Linked DNA regions of Homo sapiens: region 2 is linked to region 1. Evidence: chromatin loops called from intact Hi-C (ENCODE). Cell type or tissue: CD4-positive, alpha-beta T cell. All regions are shown on one strand. Links, peaks and the distances in the headings refer to the core of each region. The heading gives the core; the rest is flanking DNA.

Evidence for each region. Hi-C counts contacts between places; a loop is a spot of excess contacts. Peaks named below come from ENCODE experiments on the same cell type or tissue, not always from the same donor. Only the 100,000 strongest peaks of a DNase experiment are listed, where the experiment ranks them.
Region 2: it touches region 1 in a loop (9-fold over the local background); 1 of 110 quality-filtered maps calls a loop at or near these places.

Annotation. Positions count from the first base shown.
Region 1 is chr5:76,141,222-76,145,609 of GRCh38, reverse strand. All of the region lies in intron 2 of SV2C (synaptic vesicle glycoprotein 2C), which reads right to left. Among named protein-coding and RNA genes, the nearest start is that of SV2C-AS1, 60 kb to the right of the region's middle. In CD4-positive, alpha-beta T cell, for the core only: no CTCF peak of the experiment used is centred there; no DNase peak of the experiment used is centred there.
Region 2 is chr5:76,082,145-76,086,532 of GRCh38, reverse strand. SV2C (synaptic vesicle glycoprotein 2C) reads right to left here and starts at 3,150. Exons shown (of 13, transcript NM_014979.4): 1 at 3,021-3,150. SV2C-AS1 (SV2C antisense RNA 1) reads left to right here and starts at 3,116. Exons shown (of 2, transcript NR_183290.1): 1 at 3,116-3,614; 2 at 4,137-4,388. RefSeq lists an enhancer at 3,786-4,339. In CD4-positive, alpha-beta T cell, for the core only: no CTCF peak of the experiment used is centred there; DNase peaks (open chromatin) are centred at 1,822 and 3,222; H3K4me3 peaks cover 505 bases; H3K27me3 peaks cover 2,316 bases.

The sequences.
Region 1 (4,388 bases), core at 282-4,281:
TAAGGGCAGGCCTTTGCATCATGTGGCGTCAGCTTCTTTGCAGAAAAGGGGACACACAGACTTCATTCTCACTTTGGTTCAGCAAATCCCTCTCAAGGACTAAGATATTTTTGGTAATGACTTAAAGCATCTCTTTCTCTTCTCTTTGGACATCATAATTATCTAAATTTAAATATTAAAATCCACCAGGACTGTAATTTATTTTGTTTATTGATCTTTGGCCATTCAAGCACTACAGAAATATTCCACAAATGCTTCTCTGAAGAACAACAACAAAATCTTAGTCTCTTAGAAGAAAGGTATGTTCCAGTACCTACTTTGAAGTAAGTACCTTATTGACATCCCATACTAAGTAGAGCAGCATCTGACTTTAACATCTTACCTCCCTAACCTCACAAAGTACACACCAAACATTAAGCAGCCCCTTTAACTTCCACTCTAGGAGCTTGCTCTTCTGCTATGTACCTAAACAGAATTGCTCTCCCAAGAACTCCTGGAGAGGGCAGCTATGGTGATGCAAATTGCATGGGCCCCTCCCAGTATGGAGGTAATCTTCCCCACAAAATCCCTGGTGGCTGTAGCTTAGTTCTGCTCTGTGTGAGCTCTTCTCTTGGGCCTGGGCCTCAGCTAGAGAAGATGGTCCATTCTCTCCAATTCTATTATTCTGGGTCATTAACATGCAGTGTACTTATAAACTCAAAATTCCCTCATTTCTCAGAATTTCCCAAATATTTTAAGTTAATTAGACACATGATTTGCTAAAAAAACAAAAAACAAAAAAAAACCTCCTATCAATCTGACTGTACTTAAAATCCAGAACTGTAACTGCTTACATGAATATTTACTGAATTATATTTGCACTTTAGTTACATTTTCCCTTTAAAAGGTTCTCATCTTCTGAATATTCTGCATCTGCCCTCAGTTCTTGGAAGGGTAAGGTCATGGTTTCTTATATCCCTTCTCCTTTTGTATCTCCTCAGGTTCCCCACTGTCTAAAGTTGATCATCAAGTAACAGAGCCTCCTGGCACAGAAGACACTTCTACATGAATTGGGAAAAGGCAGATTCATCTGGGTGGATTAATTACGTAAAGGAGCTCCTTCAAGGAAGAGGAATTAGCAAAGATCATCCTTTCCTCCAGATAAATAAAAGCAGCCCTAAACCAAGATGAATGGTGAGTGAAAGGGCTGGATTCCAACCCCACCCCTTCCACAAACCCAGGTCCTTTTGTGCAGGTCACAACCTGCACAATTTTACATGGCAGCCCCACAAGGTAAGTTGGATCTGGAAAGTGCTTTCGTTAGGGTTTTCAGCAGTTTCTCAGCTGTCAGCTTCACTGTTTCCAGGCTCGGTCTTTACAGTGAAAAAATAAATTTTATTGCAGAAATAAGCAATATTCCAATATTGATAAATAGCTCTTCATTCCTAAATGCATAGGAACACTGCATTTTTTTAATTGTATCAAACACACAGAACATAAAATTTATCATCTTACTATGATGTGATGTTGAGTACATTCACATTGTTGCGTAACCACCACGACCAACTGAGATTGTGCACTTTTTGGATGAAGAAAATCCCAGTCTGAAAATTAGGCCATCAAGTTTTTATTCCTACCTCACTGGTAATGGCATGTGCCTCTATGTGAATCATTTCCTCTTTATTTGACTTCAGTTTTTCTCTTCTTCAAATTTAGGGTTTTTGATTCTGTGAGCACTAAATCACCTTTCCTCTCTAAGCTCTACAACTCCAAGAACGGCTCAGTTGATGACCAGCTTGATTTTCTAATACATATTCGTTAGTTTGAAAAAATTCAAGACCATTGTCAAGATCAGTAGAAGATCCTCGATGTTAAAACCACAATCCTAGAAGATGTAGAACCACTACTAGGAAGGCAGAAAGCCAGCACAAGAGACAACTCTTCTGTTTCCCCCACACTGAACTCCAGTCTCCACTGCTGTTGTGGTAATACCACTACCAGAGCCTGAGTCCTGGATCCTATTGCTTCCTGGGGGTCAGGTAGAAATATGTATTTGAGAGGCCTTGTCTGGAGTGTGGTAAGGCACATGTTTTAAGGAATGCCTGGGAAGCACTGCTCACATTTTGTGGACAGAGGCCACAGCTAGTAAACATCCTGCAATGTGTGAGACAGTGTCACACAGCACAGACCTGTCCCTGTTACTAGGGCTCCGGTTGAGAAATGCTAACATAGAGTTGGACGTGGGAGAATGAACTTGTTTCTGGGGTAAGGGATTAGGGGCTACTTCAGTGTTTGGAGGGTAAGTACCTAAGATGGGACACCTTTATCGTCTCTCTGTGTCTCATCATCTGACCACTAATGTTTTCCCCTGGGCACACTAATGCCTTTTCATCATCATCATTGCAACCAATTTCCTTAAGAAAAAATTGAAGAGGCCAGCCAGGCGTGGTGGCTCACACCTGTAATCCCAGCACTTTGGGAGGCCAAGGCAGGTGGATCATGAGGTCAGGATATCGAGACCATCCTGGCCAACATGGTGAAACCCCATTCTACTAAAAATACAAAAATTAGCCGGGTGTGGTGGCAGGTGCCTGTAACCCCAGCTACTTGGGAGGCTGAGGCAGGAGAATTGCTTGAACCAGGGAGTCAGAGGTTGCAGTAGTGAGCCGAGATTGCACCACTGCACTCTAGCCTGGCAACAGAGCAAGACTCCGTCTCAAAAAAAAAGGAAAAGAAAAAGTTGAAGAGATACCATATTTGGAGAATATGCAAAGGACTTCCTAGTCAGCCTTGACTGTTCCCTGGGCCTGTGTTGTCTGGCATTTCCAAAATTATTGAATATTTGCCATATTATTTTCTTCTTTCAGTATTACTTATGTTAATGTTTTTAAAAAAGAAATTAAAATATCATATACTCTTTAGTAACTTTCACTCCTGCTTTGGGGAAAACATGCCAACTAAATGTCCCAAACAAAAGAGTAATTTTAATAATGACATTAATTGGAGCATTATTTTCATATAATAAGCAAAGGACTGGATACATTCAAATGCTCAGTAACAGATGGCTAAGCAAGGGACTGGAACAGTGAATTATGAATGACCATATACTCACTGATGCCCACAACACACTGTATTGATTCTCCAAAATCTTTATGTGAAATAATGTGAAGTTAGCAAAGATGAACTAATCTGTATTTACATAATTGCAGTTATGACTATAAGCACATTAAACAGAATCAAGACAGAGAGATGTGAAAATAATTTAAAGATCATTAAATTCTATTTTTAAGCAAATTCCTTACAGTAAAAAAATTTTTAATTGGAAAAACTCATTGTTTCCTCATCATTTTCAATTTGATTAGAGACCTCAATTTTGAAATTAAAGGTAAGAACTACACTCATTTACTTCTTTTACTTTTTCTCTCACAATCTTACAGGCCAAAAAGAAATTTCTAAATTTAGGGTAAAAATGTTGGTTTGCAAATATGTGTGTTAGAAATACTTAATCAGTAATTTATCAGACTAATTCGTTAAGATGAATCTGATGAACAGTTTCTTACACTGAAGTGTTCAGCAGTAATCTCAGGCCATTTAAAGGCCCTTGCTCTTGTTTATGTGAGAATACTTGGATGTTAGATTTCACATGAAAGGGTGCAACTGCATACTGATAATCTGAAATCAAACCTATGAGTCTGTATTATTATATTTGGCTTGATCCAATTGTTAGATAATTAACAATTCAACTGCCTTATTTATTTTTAATTTTTTAATATTTTAAATTTTACTTTTTTTTTTTTTTTTTTTTTTGAGATGGACTTTTGCTCTGTCACCCAGGCTGGAGTGCAGTGGCGTGATCTTGGCTCACTGCAGCCTCCACCTCCCAGGTTCAAGCCATTCTCCTGCCTCAGCCTCCTGAGTAGCTGGGACTACAGGCACATACCACCACGCCTGGCTAATTTTTGTATTTTTAGTAGAGATGGGGTTTCACCATGTTGGCCAGGCTGGTCTTGAGCTCCTGACCTCAAGTGATCCACCTGCCTTGGCCTCCCAAAGGGCTGGGATTACAGGTGTGAGCCACCGCGCCTGGCTTCAATTGCCTTATTTAAAGTGAAGTCCACATGAACAAATTCTCCAACCTGAAATACATCGGCAAGTTCTCCAGTGACTTTAGGTAGAGTCTCAGACTGGATCAATGTATGTAAGGCCAGTGCTCTCAGCGTTAGTGAGGATTCCTATCAGAATCCTCATCCTAGAGTGTTCTAGGATATAGGGATACAATGATTCAGAGTGTAGAAATAGAGAAATCTGCCTTCAGGTTCAGAGCTGTATTATGGAAAACCCTCAGTGACCTTCAGGGTGGCAGAAGGATATTTTCCTATCAAATTCTCACCGTCTTAGAATGCTACTTA
Region 2 (4,388 bases), core at 65-4,064, 59 kb after region 1:
CTCACCAACATGGAACCAAGAAATACGCTGGTGTATTGAAGGTTTTCCCTTGATATAGCTGCACAGAAAAAGAGGCATTTTGCTTTCACTACTCACAGAAATCTACCGTCATCTGGAGTAATATGAATAACAACAGTGGGCTGGTTAAGGAGCCATTTTGACAAATCACATGCTTTTATTCATACAATATGTCATCAAGTTTGCTTAAGAATAAGAGATAACACTCCTAATTATAGGAAATGGGTTTTCTGGTACTTGTCGTCACGTGATATATTGCACATTATGATGCCTTTGCCGTAATCTCCTGGAGACTGGGAACTGGATCCTATTATTTGAAGCATTTCCACACTTAAGGAATATGATAGGGTTAATAATGAATAGGAGTTTTACTACAAGCTGTTAGGCCAGTCTGCTGCTCAGATCAGAGAAGCTACTTTCACTGTCATTGGGTCATGAAAAATAAAGCTGATTTCTCCACTACATGAACAAAACACTCAGATGTGATCCAGAGCTTCTTTTTTTCCTTCTCCAGACAGTCAGTAGCTAATGGCATTGGATTACATATTAGACTGTTAGGAAAAGTCTGCTGTCTGCATTTGCTCACATTGAGGGCCAAATTTCATTAAAAAAACAATGCTGGGAAAAGTCTCTAGAATTTTTTAAAAGAAAATTCTGTGTGTGTGTGTGTGTGTGTGTGTGTGTGTGTAGGGGCTTTGTTTGCTAATATTTTCCATTCATGGAAAATTTGTATTTCCAAAGCCAAAGCTCTCTGAGATTATCTCTTTTGTCTTCAAAACAACCCTGTAAGGTACATAAGAGCTAGTATAAGCTATTTTTCACAATTCTCAGAGGTGGAAGATGAACCCAAGAGGGTGAGTAACCTGCCCAAGGTGACATAACACAATATTTGGGGAAATGGTGACTAGCATCTGTGTCTCTGGGTTCCTTGATAATTGCTTTTCTTCCTCCCTCCCTTCCTTTCTTTCTTTTTTCCCAACCCCGTCCCCTTTCATTCATTTTGCCTACATACTGCAGATTTGGGCTCCTTCAGTAAAGCCAGTAGAAAAACTTTGTCACTGGGTTTCCAGAAAGTGGTCTTTAAAAAAAAGAATAAAATGGATCGTGGATTTGATTTATTATTTTCCACCAGAGAATGCGTTATCAGTAGTGTTTTTTAACGCGTATTTTTATGCCATGAAAGAGGAATGCGGCATATTGTTTTGTAAGACATTCTTAAACCTCACTTAGAGGCCAGGCCTCCTGCCAAAAATCCTGCAGAATGGTGGCGCAACGGGTTGGCACTACAGAACCTCACGAACCTCAACACCTAGGCGTTCACATGAAAACTTCCCACGAGCACGAGGCCTTTCGGAACTTGCCATGGAAAATGAGTGAACGCCTGAGAGATTAATGCCACATTCTTCAGAATTAAGGATAAGAATTAAACGGAAGCTACCGCGCTAGCAGTCAGCTAAGTATGAAGGGATTAGGTTCAGCGGGAGAGGAGACCATCACGGCATCCCGGTCTCATCTCCTTAAGGCTCTCATGAGCCTTAAAAGACGCCTCATCTCCTCGGTCCCCCGGGGAGCGCCCGGTAGCTGCGGCTCCTTCCCGGCACTGCGGCGCACTGCGGAGCCGCCTGCCCGCCAGCCCAGGCCGTGCGGGGCTTTCCTCGCCGCCCCGCGCCGCCGCAGTCCTCCCGCCCCCCTCTGCCCCGCCGGGTCGCCGCTCTCCGCGCCAGGCGCGCCGCGGGGCATCCATCAACCCAGAGCTTTTGACGCACACACGCGCGCTCCCAGACGGAGACTCCGTCGCCTGCCCCCGCCCGCCACCCCCGCCCGCCCCTCGCGGGTCTGCATTTGCATCACTCGCACACGTAGAAGGTGACGCGAGCGCCCCCAGCTCAGGCCGTCCAGGCGGCACCTCTAGCCCCCGTGGCTCAGCCCCTCCCCCCGCCCCCGCGCGCCGCCTAAGGTCCCCGCACGCCCACAGATCTGCTCCCGATTGTTCATCTGCCGTGGGGTGCTGGCTGCCCCAAGCCAAGTTCATCCCCGTATTCCGCAGTCCCCGTGGGCCCAGCCCGGGGCGCTCCCCGCGACGCTCTGGAGAAAAGTCTTCCCAGTTCTAGAACCCAGGCGGAAGGGGAAAAGCCCACTAAGAGAAAGGGTCAGAGGGTCGGCTGATGGCTTTTGCTGCCCTCATCGCCATCTAAGATTACCTCGGTAGCTTATTTACTGCGATTGGTCCCTCTCCCCTCTGAGCTTCACAGCCTCGGGTCTGCTTCGCCTGGCCTGGCGCACAGCAGGCGCCCAAAAGGTTTTTGCTGAATGAAGGCGTTGTAACGTAGGAAGTGCAGGCGCTGACAAAGAGCCTCAGCCCCGCGGGCTCCCCTGCTCTCCAGCCCTCTCTTGCTCTCTCTTAGACGCCAGACAGGCGCTTCGGGAATGTATGTGGGAGAGTTTGAAAATTCATGGTGTTTCTTTCAGGCTCTCTCAGCACTTACTGCGGCTACCTCTGCTCTCCCGCCACCTGCACGTCTGCAGAGGGATCCCCGCCGAAAAGTTGAGCCTAAGGCAGCTATGAAGGTATAGGTCCAGGTACCCAGCCCGGGGCTCTAGGCTGCTAGATTTGAATCTGCCTATCCCTGCCGGTCAAACCACACAAGCAAAAAAGAGCGTGGCGGTCGCTGCAGATGCGGCCCCTGCATCCCCGCTGCTGCCCACCCACCTCCTCTGGGAATCCCAGATAAAGTGCGACCCAGTCCCCAGACCTACCCTAGCGAACCCTGGGGTCACTGCATCTATTTTACCCCTACTTTCCTGGTCCCTCTCCAACAAAGGCGCCTACAAAGCAGCGGGCACCTGCAGCCGCTTCCCCGGGGGCAGGCGGGGCAAAGTTGCGCTTCCGAAAGGCTGCAAAAACTTCCCCAGGCTGCAGCGCCCGGCCACCAGTCGGGAAGAGAAATCCAGCAGCGGGGGAAAGTCTCCCCGCGGATGCCCGCTTCACCTCCCCCACTCACCGCTCCAGCCGTCGGACACCCTTGCCCTGAGTGGTGTCAGCACTGCAGCCGCCTCAGTGCGGGCGCCGCTCCGGCTCGCTTCCCCGGGCTGCCTCCGTCTGCCACTCTCGCCTGCAGCGCGCGGAGTGGTGACTCCTCTGAGCGTGTCAGCGGCGAGAGGAGGGGCGGGAAAGTGGCTCCCGGCTTGCACGCTGCGGTCCTCCTCCTCTCCTCCGCCTGCCTCCTCCCCCTGGTGCTGCAGTGCCGGGCGGCGGCGTGGCGAGAGTACCAGCGGTGCGCAGGGAGTCACGGCGCGCGGGGGAGGCGGGACCCGCGCGCCACTCGCGGTGCTCCGGCAAGTCGCGGTGCTGAGGCGCTGCTGCGGTGTGGGACTGGGGCAGGGGGCGGGGAAGGAGAGCCACCTCCAAGTGGTAGGTACTTCTGGAGAAGTCAGGGCTCTGAGTTTGTAGCAGGTGAAGGAGAGGGGCGGCAGTCCTTAATTAGTCACCAACTGTGACTGTGCGTTGCGCACTTGGCGGCGCCCCGGGTCAGGTCCAGCGTGAGACGCGAGGGAGTTCTGACTGCTGGACTCTGTTAGCACCGGACAAAAAGAGGGTTTGTATTCTATTTCCGGGCCTGGGACTGACTTGTTCACTTCGACTTGGCTTCCAGGGAGCAACCAGGCAGAGCTAGGTTGCCTACTTCCCCCAGCCCCCACCCCGACGCTGGAAGACAAGTCCAGAGGAAACTTGGGCACAGCAAGAGCAAACAGAAGAAAACTTCGCTGGGTTAAGTCTACTGTCTCCCCAATGCTACATAGGGCCAGACAGCTGGGCTCACAGGCAGATATTGAAAGTGGCCCCTTAGAGGGGAAACAACCAAATATGAGGGGGGGGGGGTGGAGAGAGAGATAGAGAGAGAGAGAGGAGGAGGAGGAAGAAAGAAAGAAAGAAAGAAAAAGAGAAAGAAAGAAAGGAGGAGGAGGGAGAAAGAGAGAGGAGAGAAGAGAGAGAGAGAGGGAGAGAGAGAGAGAATTTTGCTTGTGTTGTTAGAAACAAACATTTCTCCCCTTGGCGTGCAGGAGAGAGAATTTTGCTTGTGTTGTCAGAAACAAACATTTCTCCCCTTGGCGTGCAGGAGACCCCAACTCGAGCTTCACTGTTCCAAAGCGGTGGGCCAGGCGGCTGGAGAGAAACTCGCTCCCGTGAGGCCACACCCAGGCCTGGCGCACCCACCCCGCGGCAGCAGTGGAGGGCGTCGCCCTCCCGGGCCTTCCGACGCAGACCCTGCCATCCGGATGCTGCGGGAAGTAGGGCATCCTCACGTCCCTGACTCCTCCGGCTCCGCGCGCTCACGGAACCCAAGTGGAGTGGGAAGCGGTCACACAGG